Regions from separate parts of the Homo sapiens genome. Here region 2 is linked to region 1. The links are chromatin loops, found by intact Hi-C in ENCODE. Cell type or tissue: GM12878. All regions are shown on one strand. Links, peaks and the distances in the headings refer to the core of each region. The heading gives the core; the rest is flanking DNA.

Region 1 (8,346 bases), core at 292-8,291:
GTGTCAGGGGAGCAATTCTGTCCTTCAGAAAAATGAGAAGAATGAAGCCTGCGTTGGGTTCCCTTATTCAAATCGAACATCCTTGCAAACAATAATTGTTTTAAAAATGTATAGATGGGGAAACTATGATAAACTGTTACGGAAATTTTGACAGTAGTTCTAGCCCCCATTTCTTGTGTGTCAGCATGATTTATGCGGCATATCTCAAGTACAATCATTTGTTATGTCGTTCAGATTGCCCAATTACAAAGTCAATTTATGATTAAATTATGTATGAAAGATTAATGCATCAGCCTCAAGCTAGTGTTGTTTTTCATCGACATTTCTCGCCATGGAAATGGAATAACTTAGCAACAAAAACGTGTAACGAGTGCCCTGTAGGGACACATTAAGGACTTATCAGTCATAAACTATTCTCTAGGAGAGGTATTGTTTCATTTAAATAAAAATGCTATGGCTTGTAGCAATATTTTCTGGGTTTTAATAGAAATCAAATATTCTCCGTAAGTGCCAAGAGGGAAGAAACTTTTATCCTGCTAGCATTGCTGCTGTAAGTAAGAGTATCTACAACACATCTATTAAATGCTAATAATCTTCTAAAACAGCACTGTCCAGCAGAACTTTCTGTGATGGAAATATCCCGTATTTGTGCTCCAGTACTGTGCCACTAGCCACATATGGCAGATGAGCACTTGAAATGTGACTAGTGTGACTGAGGAAATGAATTTTTGATTTCATTTAATTTTAATAGCCACACGTGGCTGGTGGCTGCAGTACTGGGCGAAGCAATTCTAAAACACAGGATGAGTTCTTTCCCAAGTCAGAAGCAATACCAGTGTTACTCAGCTTGGCAAAGGAAGTAGTACCTGTATAAATAGAGCTGCAGAAAGCTCCCTCAGTCTGTTACGTTAGGGGACTAGTTCTCTGACTTTTGATAGTGGCAATTGACTTTTCTCTCTGGTTATTGCTGAGAATGAAGAAAATGGCCTCAACATGTGTCTGTCTGTTCCAATGGGGAAGTAAAAGGACAGGTGGGTAGAAGTGTATTAAACGTGGCACAGAGGAGAACTAAGCTCAAGATCCAAAAATCAGTTCTGGACAGCTCCCAAAGACATTTTTCCATGCTCCTCCCCTCCGCCCCCTATGACTATGGGGAAGGATTGAGAGGTGGAAATAACTTATTAGTTATAAAATATAGTGCTTAAAAAAAAAAGGAGACGGCAATGTGATCTTGTCTTCTCAAAACAGTGAGCAGGACTGTCATTGTGGCCAGGTCAGATTGCAGAGCCTAAGGCTAATTCTTGATCTTCTCTGAGACAAACCTGGGACAGCACCTTCCAAGTCTTGGTTAAAGATCCATTTACTGTGATTTAGCTGACATGGGCAAGCACTGTTCAAATAGTGAAATAATGAAACTATAGCATTATTCCACCTTAGTAAGTACAGCCAAGACTCATTATATTTTCCTTCATATCTCGTAGGGACAAAAAAGGAAACTCACATGGTGATTTGGTGAGAGAAGCACTGTCATTAAGCCAGACACTAACTAAGGCTTATGATTGTCCACGTTTGTGTGCGATATCTATGCCTAGGGAACAGGTTACTGTGTAGAGAGGTGTGTGTGCCAGAGGAAGGACACTAGATTTATGCTCAAACAACTTCAGTTCCTAGCCAACTTGGGCCAGGGTATCACTTCCTTCAGTTTTTTCATCACTAAAAGGGCAGTCAGCCTGCCAATCTCATTAGGTTGTTGGGACAAACAATTGAGATAGTATATGTGAAAGTGTATTTGAAGAAAATTAAGTGCTAAATAAATCCTGCTATGCTACATATTTGAAGCACCTCTAGACACAGATGTAGTTTCCAAACATTACGCTCTAGGTGGATTTGACATGATTCTTAGTATAAAACAGAAGCTGTTGTCGAACTAATGATCTAAGAAATGTTAAAATCCTATATAACTTTAAGCATGAACACTCACTCCTTCTACATTTGTTATACATTTTCTTTCTAGAAAAATAAGAGAGCTTCCGTAAGGCGACGAATTGACCAAAGCAATTCCCATGCCAACATATTCTACAGTGTTCTTACTATTGACAAAATGCAGAACAAAGACAAAGGACTTTATACTTGTCGTGTAAGGAGTGGACCATCATTCAAATCTGTTAACACCTCAGTGCATATATATGGTAAGCATAGTTCAGCGTTGCCAACTCATGCTATGCTTTCTAATCATTGTAGATGTCTGTGTTCTCTAAATAAGTCAGTTTTCTGTTGGCCAAGAGTTACATTATCATGAATGAATACAGCTTGGCCATGGTTCCCTCCTCCCCCTGTCAAAAAGCAAACCACATTAAGTACTCTTTACATTTAATACTTTTGAATTGAACAGAGAGTCCTTTCTTTAGATGCTTATTATGGCTAATAATTCGGTTAGAACCTAATATATTTATGAAATTCTTAGTGTTCTGTATAAACAAAACAGAAAAAGATGATGAGTTTTATCTTTATTATCTAAGAAAAATTTCTCAGGTACTACCATGAATTAGAGAAATAAAAATATGGTATGCTAAATCATTTAGAATTAATGCTATTTTATTCCTGCTTTTACTCTCAAGGAATCCTAATGCTGTTGCTTAATTTCAGTATGCAAATTCTATAAAGAAAATGCTTAAAGACCTTATTTCCATTGCTGAAAAGGAAACAGTGTGGAGGGCAGAAACTATGGAACAATTCTATCAGTAGCCTTTATTTCCTTTTGTCTTTCTCCAGTTGATTTTTGATATCAAATTGGTTGTTTTAGGGTGTACAGAGCAACTTTTTCTCACCTTGCTTATAGTGGCCAGGTAGATTTTTAGAAATATCTTCCCACTTCTTTGTTATTGTGATAGAGATATTTAAGGTGTTTCACTTTCTGTTGCTCTGCCACTGTTTTATGTGGCTAGGACGTGATACCATTTGATTTGAAAGGCGTTCACCAATTACAGTGCTTTTAAAGTATCCTATTCATGATCAACATTTGGGCTCATTGATAGGCTCTATCATAATTCAGCTCTGTTTATTTACTCATTGATTACACCCTCCCTGAATGAGGCCCTAAGGTTTTGTTTATGGAAATTATTCTTTTCTAATGTATGTATCACTTCTCCTTTCAAAGATAAAGCATTCATCACTGTGAAACATCGAAAACAGCAGGTGCTTGAAACCGTAGCTGGCAAGCGGTCTTACCGGCTCTCTATGAAAGTGAAGGCATTTCCCTCGCCGGAAGTTGTATGGTAGGACCATCCTTATTTCCATAACAGTTTAAGACATACTTTGTAAGTGGGAAGCTGCAAGAGCCTAATGACTCGAATTCCTGACAAAATACCAAGAGACGTTCCTCAGACAGCCCCAGAGAGCTCAGAACTCTGTAGATTCTTGGGTGGTGGAGGTGAGAAGGGCTGGGGAAAAGGAAATAATGTAGCAAGGTAAGCGAGAGATGAGGTTTGTTTGAGTGCTCGCTTCAGTCTAGTCTCTTACTGTGGCTAACTTTCTGCATCTCTAAACCTTCCTATGATGTCAACATTCTTTGAATGGGATGTGTTGAGCAATGACTAGGAAGCATTTTGAATATGTAACATGCTCTATTAACCCTGAAGAAGTGGGCTCTTGTAATGAGAATGCTGAAAATAATTCTTTTATATACAGCTGGGTTGAAAGTTCCAGTCCTGTTTTAAAATTAAACAAACATTAATAGAGACAAGACTTACTCATTTGAAGAGGGGGACGATGGGGCCTATTTGAACTAATTAAGTTTTTTTTGGCTAGAAAGATACATATTCAAAACCTCCTTCAGCAGTTGTTTTTTAAAACACTGGTACAACACCTGATGTAAAACAATGTAATCTGTTTATGATCTGCAATCATTTTACAAAATTACTGTTAAATGCCAATATCTTTGGCTCAAGTCATTACATTTTAAACAAAGGGTATAGTACAAAACTGATTAGCAAAACAATCCATACAATAGGGATGTGGCGCCATTTTAGAATCTCCCTAACCAGAGCTGATTTGGCTTTCAATGTCATATGAGGGCAGTGTTTGTTTGCAGTTCCCTCAAATACTTAATAGGGAATTAAAGAGAAAATTTTAACTTTGTGCTATGTCTTCATGCCATTGCAGTAGAAAAATGATCTTTTTTGCTTCAGAATATCAAAAACGTTTAGTAGTAAATTTTTAGGTTTAATAGTAAATTGAATAGTAATCTGATGACTCCAGGAGGTACATTCACTCTTCCAGTGTCTGAGGGCACGCTCATCTGTTAGTGTTGATTTCTTCAGTAACTAAGTAGCAAGGGCATTAAAAAAAAATTCAATCCACCGTCAAAAATGCTGACTTGTTGTAGGAAATAATTTAAAGTAATACCAAGACAATATTTGTAATCACAAAGTGTAGCATCCTCATTTTAATTACTTTGGATCTGAGACACACTAGTAATGGGAATTTGTTTGTAGGACTTTATAATCATGCATGATAATGAACTAAGTTCCCAATATTAAACCTTTATACAGAACACAAGAAACTCCTAATGGATTAAAACTGCCTATTTAAAGAACCATGCATTTTAATGAAATCATAGAATTTTAGAGTTATAAGGAAACTTTGAGAACCTCTAGAAAATTTGAGAAAATTGGAGCCCAAACTGGTTAGTCACATTTGCAGCAGCCTGCAGTGAGTAGCAGAGCCAGGTCAAGCACCCAAGCCTCTGACTCTCAGTTCTGTGTGCAACAGAGTGATATCAATGCATCGATTCAGTATTTAATACGTTTTTAAAATTTCTTTAAGTTTATGCTTTCTGTTTTTTTTTTTTCTGTGCCTTAACTGTTCTTCCTCAGAGGAAAAATCTTGATAGTCTTGATTTCACTCTAGTTTATGAAAGGGACAACTGGTGTGACCATTTATAAAACTAATAAGAACTCCACATGAGACCACAATAGAAAAGTCTATTTTTATTTTTATCTGGAGAAGTGATCTACTTGATCTGACTTACAATGGCCCTTATACTGCTGATGGAGCCTCGTGGAAAACTCTGAAAAACATCTCGGATGGAATCAGAGCCCCTGCTTCTGGGTTAATACTTAAGTCACAGTGGCCACCAGTATGCCTGTGGGCACACTAAGCTACTGCTTTTCTATCTTCGCTCGCTTTATTTCTTCTTCCTTGCCAATAAATATGAAGTGTTACCCAGTCTAAAAATCATATCTGCCTTTACTCAAAAGTTAATGCCTACATTTTAAAAATCAACACTGATGATCAAAGGTTTGAAATTGGTCAACTTGAGCTCAAAAACTTCAATGACCGTGTTATCAAAGTGATATTGAGAGGCCGTGTGAAATGACTTACTGATCATGTTTTTAACCACAGGTTAAAAGATGGGTTACCTGCGACTGAGAAATCTGCTCGCTATTTGACTCGTGGCTACTCGTTAATTATCAAGGACGTAACTGAAGAGGATGCAGGGAATTATACAATCTTGCTGAGCATAAAACAGTCAAATGTGTTTAAAAACCTCACTGCCACTCTAATTGTCAATGGTAAGTTTGCTGTTCATACTTTCTTCTGGTTCTGGTAGGCAACAAATTAGTGAACATTTATGAATTCAAAAATCAGCGTAACAACATCAAAGATAGCAAAATTTCAAATAATCATTTGAAAAAACACTTAACGTTAAGTTCCCATCTTAACAATCTCGTGTTTGTTTGTTGTATTCCATAGGCGGCATGATCTTTTATCACTGTAATCACAATGTACATACCATGGAATCAAATTATTAATAATCTCAAAACCCTGCTACTACTTTTAAAAATCTGCATTTTCTTGACAAATAGGAGGGTTTATTTGTTTTTTTGTTTCTTGTTTGTTTCCCTGACATCAAAGCCAGTGAGAATGTGGTCCTTCATGTGTGGCCCAGGAGAAAGTCATTAGAACTGCTCTTGACTTCTGTCCCGTTCTTCATCTCCTTTCCAGTGAAACCCCAGATTTACGAAAAGGCCGTGTCATCGTTTCCAGACCCGGCTCTCTACCCACTGGGCAGCAGACAAATCCTGACTTGTACCGCATATGGTATCCCTCAACCTACAATCAAGTGGTTCTGGCACCCCTGTAACCATAATCATTCCGAAGCAAGGTAGGGACAGTCAGTTTTTTTACTAACTTTCAAATACTTTTTGACACCTGGAATTAAGATTTTTTAATGGACGCAGATGGGAATCTGCATGTGGGATGTACTGTATATTTGAGGCAAAGGCTCTCCCTGCCTTGGAAAAAGGTGGGCAACAGCTACTCTTCTTTCTTACTGAATATACCCTATCACTGGCTAACAATTTCATAATTTTTCTCTCTAGTTTACAGTTTTAGAAGCACAAGCACAAAACTAAGGTCCTCCCATGAGCTGTGACATGAGCTCAGGTTGGAACTCTGGTCTCCTGTTTCTCAACTGAAGATCCCTAGACTTTGGCAATACCACTATGTCAGTTGCATTAGCATTCCCATTTTTCATTTTGTATTCTTTGGTTATGATCCAAGTTCTTCCCAACACCAGTGATCACTATGTTTCCTACTTTTGGGCTTTGCTCTTCCATCTGTCTGAAATGCACCTCCACCCATTGCCTGCCTCCTAAGAGGGCTTTATTTATCAAACCCCATGGCTCAGCTCTTACGTCACCTTCTCTGTGAACTCTCCTCACTGCCTCATTCAGAATCACTTCTTCCCCCTCAGTATGAACAGCACTTTGTTCACGCCCTTGTTACATCACTCGATGCGCAAAGGTTTGTCTCTCTCTAAGCTAAGAGCTGATTGAGAGCACCCTTGTGTCTTTAGGCTGGGCCAAGGCTGGCACACAGTAGATACTTAGTGTATATTTGCTAAATGAATACATCCCTACCCTCTGCTAATTGTGCAGCATTTCCTTGCATCCTGTTGATGACTGAGCCTTGTTTGCTTTTTCCTCTTTTTGTTTAGTCTAGAGGGATGATACTAAGGATAGTTTATGGGAGCTAATTTGAAGAACAGGAATAGACTTGATAGGTGCAACAATAAGATATTATTGAAACTGCCCAAGGATTATCATTATGCCAAACTATTTTCCTTATTACTTTTAACTCCACTTGCAGAGTGTTCAGGAGGATTGTTATTCAAAAAAAAAAAAAAAAAAAGATTGACAGGAAAAGTAAACAAAGCATAATCCTAACATAAACAGATAGAAGTGGCTATTTGATTTTCTAGATTCTTCCCACAATTCCAACTCGTTTTGCTTAGGGTGTATTACTCTCAGAGTGGAAAGTTACTGGTGAGCTATGGAATTCCTGGGAAGTAGCTGTTTTCCACACATCTGATTTCTCATTTGACTGTCATTTTCTAAGAATAGAAATAGAGAAGACTTACAAATCTTAAATATCTTCTTTACCACTGTGAATGTTTAACACATAAGACAGTGAGATCTACTGAAATTCTATACTATTTTGCAAATTTGGGGTATGCATCAATATTTATCGACCCATCCGTTTAGGGTCTTGACATATGTGCCAACCTAACATGCAAATAAATAAAAAAAAAACTAAATAATTGAAGCTATTAGATTCGGATAAAAGTGTAGAGTTGAATTTTTCTGGAATAACAGAGCCTTTTCTAAATATATTTAAATTTTGTTTTGGCAATATTAAATCTAAAATTTCTATTCTATCTAGGATTAGAACTAGTAACTATGTTAGAAAATAACAATTATGGTGATAGAACATAATATTTATAAATTTGGGTTTAAGTGATGCTAATAAAATATGGTTTGGGGAATGAGGCCACCTCGAATGGAACTTTGTAAACATTAGCTTTCTTTCCAATTTCTTTGTGGTGTAAGGGATCTCTCTTCTGTGTGATGGAATAAGTTCGCCAAGGCCTGAAAACATGTCTTATTCCTTTCAGAATGGTCTCAAGACTCAGAGCATTACCTTAAATGTTTGTTGGCCATTTGAATTATTCTCTGTTCAAGGCATTTTTTTTCACTACTTACAAGACTGATCACAAATGGAAGTTTAAGGTTGCATATGCTTTATTTCTTTAATACGTTGCTGCTTGAAATTATCTGCCAAAAACGTACACATCTTTGATGTACAAGAATGACAGCTCGATGTACATTAGTCAGCAGGTACTAATTGAGTAGCCTACCTGTGTGAGGCCCAGATTTGGTGCTTGGTGGTTAAATCAGTACAGTTAACTTAGAGGTGTTTCAGAAATATATGTAGAAACTTTGTACACCAGAAAATAAACAGAACCACTCTTTCACCCTCTCAGAGAGATGAAGCTAAAATTTA
Region 2 (8,346 bases), core at 31-8,030, 210 kb before region 1:
ATTTTTTTTTTTTTTTTTTGAAATGGAGTCTCGCTCTGTCACCCAGGCTGGAGTGCAATGGTGCAATCTCGGCTCACTGCAACCCCCACCTCCGGGCTCAAGCCATTCTTCTGCCTCGGCCTCTCGAGTAGCCGGGACTACAGGCATGCGCCACCACACCAGCTAATTTTTGTATTTTTAGTAGAGACAGGGTTTCACCATATTGGCCAGACTGGTTTCAAACTCCTGACCTCAAGTGATTCGCCCATCTCAGCCTCCCAAAGTGCTGGGATTACAGGCATGAGCCACTGCCTCCAGCCCTCTGATACTTTAAAATCTTTTATTATCTCAAATACACATGCACTACCTTTCCCACCATTCTTATGAGCATGTAATTATGGAATGCTACTCAAGAATCACAAGCAATTATTGATAGCAAAATTATGAAACAATTTTTAAAACAACAACAATTGAGCTACCTCATGTCACCACTCTGCCATACTGCCTCCCATTAAAGTAAATTAAGCAAAACAAAATAATTTGCTGGTTCAATACAATCCAAAGCCATGATCTGGGGATCTGGGGAGTATCTGGTATTTTAGAATCTTTGCATTACCCAACCATGAGAGGTTTTTGGGTTTTTCTGGTAAGATTTCCTGAAATCATGGAATATCATTTATCACGCACTGTAATTTCCTTTAGCCGGATTTCATTAGAGTCTTAAAGAATGATAGGTTCTGCATGCATATTTTGTCATTTCTATATGGATGAGGGTCACTCTGTTTCATGACCTTCTTCCATCTTTTGCCCTCACAACATGAGCTGTAGACTGCTTACAAACATGCATGCTGGTGAGAACAGCCATGTAATCCCATGAGCTGATAACAGAAAGGAAGCGAGTTGAAAAGAGAAGTGGTGTTTGATTTCCCTCAACTGCTGCAGAAAGTCTTTTAGGTTCCTTGTAATTGATTTAAGGACTTGGACATATGTCCTTTTTTATTATAACAAGTTATTATTTGATGGATTCTATCTGAGTCCTGTGCCGAGCTCCTTACACATGTTCAATCCTCACAACAACCTTTCAAGTGAAGGACTACTAATATTTGCCATTTTGCAAATGAGCAAATTAGGCTTACAAAGCTTCATTAATCTGCTCAGATCACATAAGTAAGTGAGAGTCAGTTTATCTGATTCTAGAGCTCAAGCTCTTAAAAACTTTACTATACTGCCTGGGTAGAGAACCCACAAACGATGAGGTGAAAACAAAACAAAAACCAGAAATCATGATCTAGCCATGTGCAAAATAAATATTTGTTGAAGTTTTTATAAAAAACAGCAAACATTTTGAAGCTATTTCGAGGTAGCACAAGACAAGAACTGTTATTTCTCTTTGCAGGACTATATAGGGCCCATATGATAGCTGTAGATGGAAATGACCAGATATTACATCATCCAAAGTTGCTTTGCTTTATGCAAACAGCCCCGTAAAGAAAGGGACCACCATTATACAAACCCATCTCTTATAGGCCACTGCAGATTAGATTGGACTGAGGGTACATTTTCATCTTGTCCTATTCTGACATAGCAGTCCATCACTGACTTAATTAATATCACTGACTTTAAAAAAAAAAAAAACCCAAATCTGGAAATATTTAGAGGGAAAGAGAGCTTTTATTCTTGAAAAGCCTGTTTCTTCTCTTCTTTATTAAAGGTGGCATTAAAATCAGCTTAAGCCTGGGTGTGGTGGCTCATGCCTGTAATCCCAGCACTTTGGGAGGCCAAGGCAGGGGGACTGCTTGAGGCCAAGAGTTTGAGACTAGCCTGATCAACATAGTGAGACCCTGTCTCTACAAAAAATTAAAACAAACAAATCCCACTCAACATGAGAGGGGGTGGAACTTGGTAGCACTGGCACTCAGTATAATTCATTCCCGCTCAGTGCTGCACTAATTACTTACTACCCGTACACAGAATAAGGCAAAACCCAAGGTAGTGTCTATTTCCCCTCTAATTTTAAGTAAGACTGAAAGACATGGTCAGAAATGCCATTGGCTTGAATCCTATACTATCTTTAATCAAATGTCAGCATTCCATTTTTCTAAATGCGCAGTCAATGTTTTTAGTATCAATAAGCAAGTTTCCCACTCTATGAATGAGGTAGAGGAAGCCTTTATCTAGGTGGGGGTGGGGCAACAAAAATGCCTAGGCTCCTTCAATAGCAATCTGAATCCCCTAAAGTGAAAGTACTTGCTATTTGTCTTTAGCAAATAAAACAAACAGCAATCTTTTGATCTTTAGGAAGCCCTTTCTTGTTAAGGTAACATTCTGTCTGACTTTTATGTTTCAGCATTCATTGTATATTTAATTATTTTAAAAAGTTTTGTTTTAAACTATTAAACTTTTTCAGCATTTAAGATAAACATGGACATGCTTTGTTAAAGACCAAAAATAAGTTTCACACGAAACTGCAAAGTGTAGCAAAGATAATACCACATGAGGTCGGTATGTTCCAAAACATGATTCTCAGGGGACCCCCCTCTGAACACACTGCTTCATTAGAATTCTTGTTCTGAAAAGCTTCAGGAAGCCCCTGACTCTAACCCACCCTTTCCTGAAACTGGTGAAAGTATGAAAAAAAAAAAAAAAAAAGGAATTAACAGTAAAGTGGAAAAAGAAGCAGAATCTCAAATCAAGGAGGCGTGTTTTGTCTGTATTCAGACTGCTACTATTTTCAAAAATATATTGATGCTAACCTTGTCATAGCTTAATTAATTAATTTATTTATTTATTTATTTTGAGACAAGGTCTCACTCTGTTGTCCAAGCTGTAGTGCAGTGGTACAATCATGGCTTACTGCAACCTTGAATTCCTAGGCTCAAGTGATCCTCCCGCCTCAGCCTCCCAAGTAGCTGGGAATATAGGCATGTGCCTCCACACCCGGCTCATTTTTTTTTTTTTTTGTATTTTTTGTAAAGACATGATTTTGCCATGTTGCCCAGGCTGGTCTTGAACCCCTGGGCTCAAGCGACCCTCCTGCCTTAGCCTCCCAAAGTGTTGGGATTACAGGCGTGAGCCACCGTGCCCGGCCTAATTTTGTAATAGCTTTCAAACAGGAGCACACTGGGATAACAATTAGAAAAAATAAATAAATTTACATGTCTCCATGGGAATGCTATCAAACAACTGTTTTTAATATGAATTGAGAAAAATGAGTAGATCCTGTTTTTATATTGAAAATATCATCTCATTTCAGACTATTGAACTTTGGTTGTGATCTTTTATAAATACGGGTTTCCTTTTGGAAACATCAAAATAAAGATAGAAACGGGTTTCCCTTGGTGATTCATTTTTCAGGTGTATTCCTCAGATGCTCATTTGTTCTTCCGTTTTATTCTTTCTTTCTATTCTAGTACATTTCCTCTTTCTGCGGTTGGGAGAGTCACCTGCCCTGGTGGTTTTGAAATGCTCCTGCAGTTCTTGGAGCAGACAGTGGGTGGTGATAAGAAGCCATGCCTCCAAGCCAGCCATTCTTTCTGGAAGTTCCAGGTCAGAATCGTGAGTGGTCTGATGTAATGGGACAGGGGGCGAATGCTGCCTAGCAGAGAAAGACAGGCTGAAAATCAGAAAACGTGACTGTACTCCTCCCTCAGCTACCCACATTTATGACGAGGACCCAGCTTCTTTACTTTCTAATGGAAAACAGTTCTACCGCAGTTCAGCAATACCACCCCAATTGGAGGAATCAAATCTTTAGACCCAGTGCCAAAAGATTTGACCTACTCAATGCCTATGACGTTACAACTCCTATCATGGCAGTGTTGTCTGCTAAAACTAAACGAAAATGCACGTATGTGAATTCAACAAAATTCAAACAGTGGTTTTAAAAAGTATAGAATTACAAGAGTCCTTTTACAGATTCAATTCTAGCCTTAGATTCCTGCAAGGAAATATTTTCCAAAGGGAATAAAGAAATAGAAACGTTTTCTAGGTTTTCTTTAAGAGAACACTTAGAAAATGGATTACCCAAATATGTAAATGGAGCTATAACTATGGCATTTAACCCAGAGTGCAATGTGATAAGCCATCAGAAAGGAATGCAATCTGGGTTCACTGGAATGATGTGAGGTTTATTAGTTATCCTTTCCCAGGACCAAAAATTAGCAATTGGTTTGGCCTAAATGAAATTGTTGCTATTTGAACAGGATTGTGGGAATAAGAAAAACCTTAGAAAGCTACAAATTTCATCACCTCATGGTTCTGACATTGGGCCATTGCACAGTCTGTGAAAAGTAGCAGTAAAAGCAAATGAATTCAAAGCTAAATCTTAAAAAAAAAACACCAAGTAGAATTATATAATCTTGGAATTAGAGATCCTGTGCTCTGACCTCTCTCCAAAAGCAAAAATCCCTAGAAGAACTTCTCTAAAAGATGACCTTCTAGGCATTTTCTGAAACACTTTGAGTAAAGAAGTTCTAACGACTTTTTAGAATACTTCGTTCCATTCTTGAACTCTCAATTTCAGCATTTTTAAAAACTACGGTACAGACCCTGAGATATATAGAATTATTCTTGGAGGTACAAGAGTTTCATACAAGATCTAGAAATAGTTGTCTTTTCATGTGGACAATAATCTAAAAAGAACTAATACATAAGAACTTTATGGTGACCACTTTCTTAAAAATTAGTAGACTTCTTCTTTTCCTGAGCGGTTTTAGGTTTACAGAGACATTGAACAAAAAGCACAGAGAATTCTCATATACCCCCTGGCCCTCCATCCCTAATTTCCTCTCCCCCACACTTTTTTTTTTCCTTTTTAGACATGAGGTCTTAACACGTTGCCTAGGCTGGAGTGCAGTGGCAGTTCACACTCCAGCCTCAAATTCCTGGGCTTAAGCAATCCTCCTGCCTCAGCCTCCTGAGTAACTAGGACTACAGGTGCACGCTACTATGCCTGGCTTCCAATTTCTTCTACTTTTAGCATCTGACATTAGTGTTGTACATTTGTCACAATTGGTGAGCCAAAATTGATACAACATCATTAACTAAAGTTCAGCCTTCCCATTAGGGTTCACCCTGATTGTATTTTCTATGAGTTTTGGCGAATGTAGTAATCACTTTTTATCTGAGGGCTACCAGAAGGTATCTTTCAGTGCTCATTTTTGTTTATGTGTTAGGAGAGTAGATCCACTTTAATTGGGAGTGAATTAAAAAAGAACAGAATTGGTCCTAATAGGTAACCATGATGTCAATTTTAGTGAAGGAAAGTAACCTTATAGCATACTTCATAAATGAAGATTTCTCTATGGTTCAGAAAAAGAAATGTGTTTGGTTTGTGTTATCACAATTCACACGGCGGTCTACAACTGCCCAAGGCAAAAGCCATCGATACCATATTCATGCTCTGAATGACGATTTTGCTTCAGCAAAACATCATCTCTCCCATTAAAAGAAGGTTGTTTATTTAAATATTGTTGACATTGTAGCTTTGCTTGTCTTTAATGTATACATTTATACATTCAGTTTACAAACTTAATTTGTAAATGTGTATAACTGTAAGCATAAGAACTTTATACCTAGTTGTATGTTTGTCCATAACTAAGAACTGTTATAGAAAAACAATTCGTAAACCCTGGAAATTTGCGAGAATTTTTTCTATTAGGGAGTCTGTACATGACTCAGGTTTAAGAAACAGTGTCCTAAGCGTTAGACAGTTTTCCCCCTATTTGGGGTACAATACTGCCTCCCTGTAATTTGCACACACTTATCCTGGCTCTGCCCTCTGAAATCTAATCCTTCTTCTATACAAAGCCCTCTAAAGAGTATTTGAATGTAACAATTGCTCAGTTTGGAGCTTTCTCTTTTACATTTTAAAGGGATGAAACAGATTAATATAGGTTGAATTATGTATAATTTTCTGGAGACTGGTTATAACCCTTCCTTCCTCCTTTTCCACTAATTGTTACACACCAGGGTATTGAGAGCTGAGGGTAAGGTTTGCTTCTCTAACTTACCAACCCACCCCAAAACGGAAACAAGGTCAGCCTGGCCTGATTTGCACTTAGTGAATTCACGTTGACTCTTCAGTCTTCTTGGATTTCTTTTCTGAACGTCCACAGTCATGTTCAGGAGAGGTTGAGCTGAAGAGTTTATAGTTTCTGTAATACAGCCCTCTCCCATTTGAAACCTGGGAGAATGTTTTCCTATAAGCAGTGTTCTGGAAACTGTCATCCTGTATGATTTCTCAAAGAGAACTGAGGGTGCGTTCTCGAGTAAATCCTCAGGGATTTTGTTCCAAGTACTATAGCTGGGGTTACTAGGGCCTCAGGTGAAACTGTATATATGAAATATGTATTTATATGTAAATGTATATATGTAAATATATGTATAGATTTATATAAATGTATATATAAATATATGTATATATGCAAATATATGTATATATTTATATAAATGTAAATATAAATGTACATATATTTATACAAATGTATATATAAATGTATGTATATTTATATAAATGCATATATAAATGTATGTATATTTATATAATGTATATGTAAATATATGTGCGTATTTATATAAATGTATATGTAAATATATGTGCGTATTTATATAAATGTATATGTAAATACATGTGCATATTTATATAAATGTATATGTAAATACATGTGCATATTTATATAAATGTATATATAAATATATGTGTATATTTATATAAATGTATATATGTGTATATTTATATAAATGTATATATAAATGTGTATATATAAATGTATATATAAATATGTGTATTTATATATACACATATATTTATACAAATATATACATATATTTATATATAAACACATGAAATATATATTGTTTGTTTATTTGTTTACTTGTTTGTTTACAAGCTACTTACTCTACGGTAGTGGTGCTGGCTGGTACTCTATGAGTGGTGCTGGCTGGGGAGGACTGTGTCCCTAATAACAAAAAGGGCGTGGTGGCTCGTGCCTGTAATCCAGCTACTCAGGAGGCTGAGGCGGGAGGATCCCGTGAGGCCAGGAGGTCAAGGCCAAGTGTGAGGAACCTAACGACCCAGTCTCTAATAAATACATAAATAAAAATAACAGAGTTAAGGAGTCCTTGCCTGGAATCTCTGATGCTCCAGTTGAGGATGCAGCTTTCAGAGTTGAGGCCAAAGTATGTGACAGCTAAAGGTCCCGTGGAATTGGGAGAGGGGTGAGCTGATCACTAAAACAGAAAATAAAAATGCTCTGTCAAGAGAACCCGTATTTCTAGCCTGGAAGTTTACAGTGTGTGTTAGGCCCAAAAATAAGGATCAAAGGTAAAGACTAAAGAAACGAAAGTCAGTGACTTGAAGAGTTGAGAGCAGGTTGGGGTGAGGTTTGAGGAAATGTTTCTTCAAGTAAGAAGCTAGGGACTGAGTACGTGGAAGGAAAACCTGTCCTGGAGCACCGTTTAATATGGGGCACCCGGCAGAGGGTGAAGGGTGTATGGGGGGCGTATGCATGTGTGCGTGCACAACACAGAGTGGAAATGGAGGGAAAGCAATTTGCACATAAACTAACACTATACAATCTAGCCTTAAAAGAGGAGGAAAGGCCGGGTGCGATGGCTCACGCCTATAATCCCAGCACTTGGGAGGCCAAGGCAGGTGGATCACCTGAGGTCAGAAGTTCGAGACCAGCCTGGCCCACATGGTGAAACCCTGTCTCTACTAAAAATGCAGAAAATTTAGCCAGGCATGGTGGTGGGCGCCTGCAGTCCCAGCTGCTCGCAAGGCTGAGGCAGGATAATTGCTTGAACCCAGGTGGTGGAGGTTGTGGTGAGCCGAGATCATGCCATTGCACTCCAGCCTGGGCAACAAGAGCGAAACTCTGTCTCAAAAAAAAAAAAAAAAAGAAAAGAAAAAAGAAAAAACCATTCTTACCTGCTACCTTTTCAGTAGTGTGACTTTGACTAATGTTTAGAATGAACGATGAGGCCCTTAAGGGGCAACTAGTAATTTTGATCATCCAAAGCCAGGAGGTCATTCCTGCTGCTCATGAGTAAGGCTATGTGAAAAAGCCAATGTCTCCCAAGGCCAGCCTTTGCTAATGCAGGGATAATGCTTAGATATGCTTTGGGTTACATGAAGACAAGCCTGCATAGTCTGACTATAACACAGCAGCATGGATCTTGGAGCCAGACGAGCCTGGATAAGAGTCCTTGTTCCAACATCTACTAGCCATGTGACCTTGAGAACCTCTGTTCCAGGGCTTCCTTCTCAGTCAAACAGGATGATAATAATACACTTAGCTCTTGGGGTTGTTGTGAGAATGATATGAGTTAACACATAAAGTACTTAAAGAATGGCCCGTGGAAACT

The links. A loop is a pair of places that touch in the nucleus more often than their neighbours do. Peaks named below come from ENCODE experiments on the same cell type or tissue, not always from the same donor. Only the 100,000 strongest peaks of a DNase experiment are listed, where the experiment ranks them.
Region 2: it touches region 1 in a loop (5-fold over the local background); 2 of 110 quality-filtered maps call a loop at or near these places.

Annotation. Positions count from the first base shown.
Region 1 is chr13:28,424,979-28,433,324 of GRCh38, reverse strand. It overlaps FLT1 (fms related receptor tyrosine kinase 1), which reads left to right. Exons shown (of 30, transcript NM_002019.4): 7 at 2,015-2,189; 8 at 3,158-3,275; 9 at 5,404-5,573; 10 at 6,007-6,166. Among named protein-coding and RNA genes, the nearest start is that of FLT1, 66 kb to the left of the region's middle. RefSeq lists enhancers at 2,360-3,019, 3,039-3,438. In GM12878, for the core only: a CTCF peak has its summit at 4,062; a DNase peak (open chromatin) is centred at 3,234; H3K4me3 peaks cover 2,123 bases; H3K27ac peaks cover 2,309 bases.
Region 2 is chr13:28,632,030-28,640,375 of GRCh38, reverse strand. No RefSeq gene overlaps it. Among named protein-coding and RNA genes, the nearest start is that of POMP, 23 kb to the left of the region's middle. In GM12878, for the core only: CTCF peaks have their summits at 2,473 and 3,471; DNase peaks (open chromatin) are centred at 2,475 and 3,455; H3K4me3 peaks cover 546 bases; H3K27ac peaks cover 295 bases.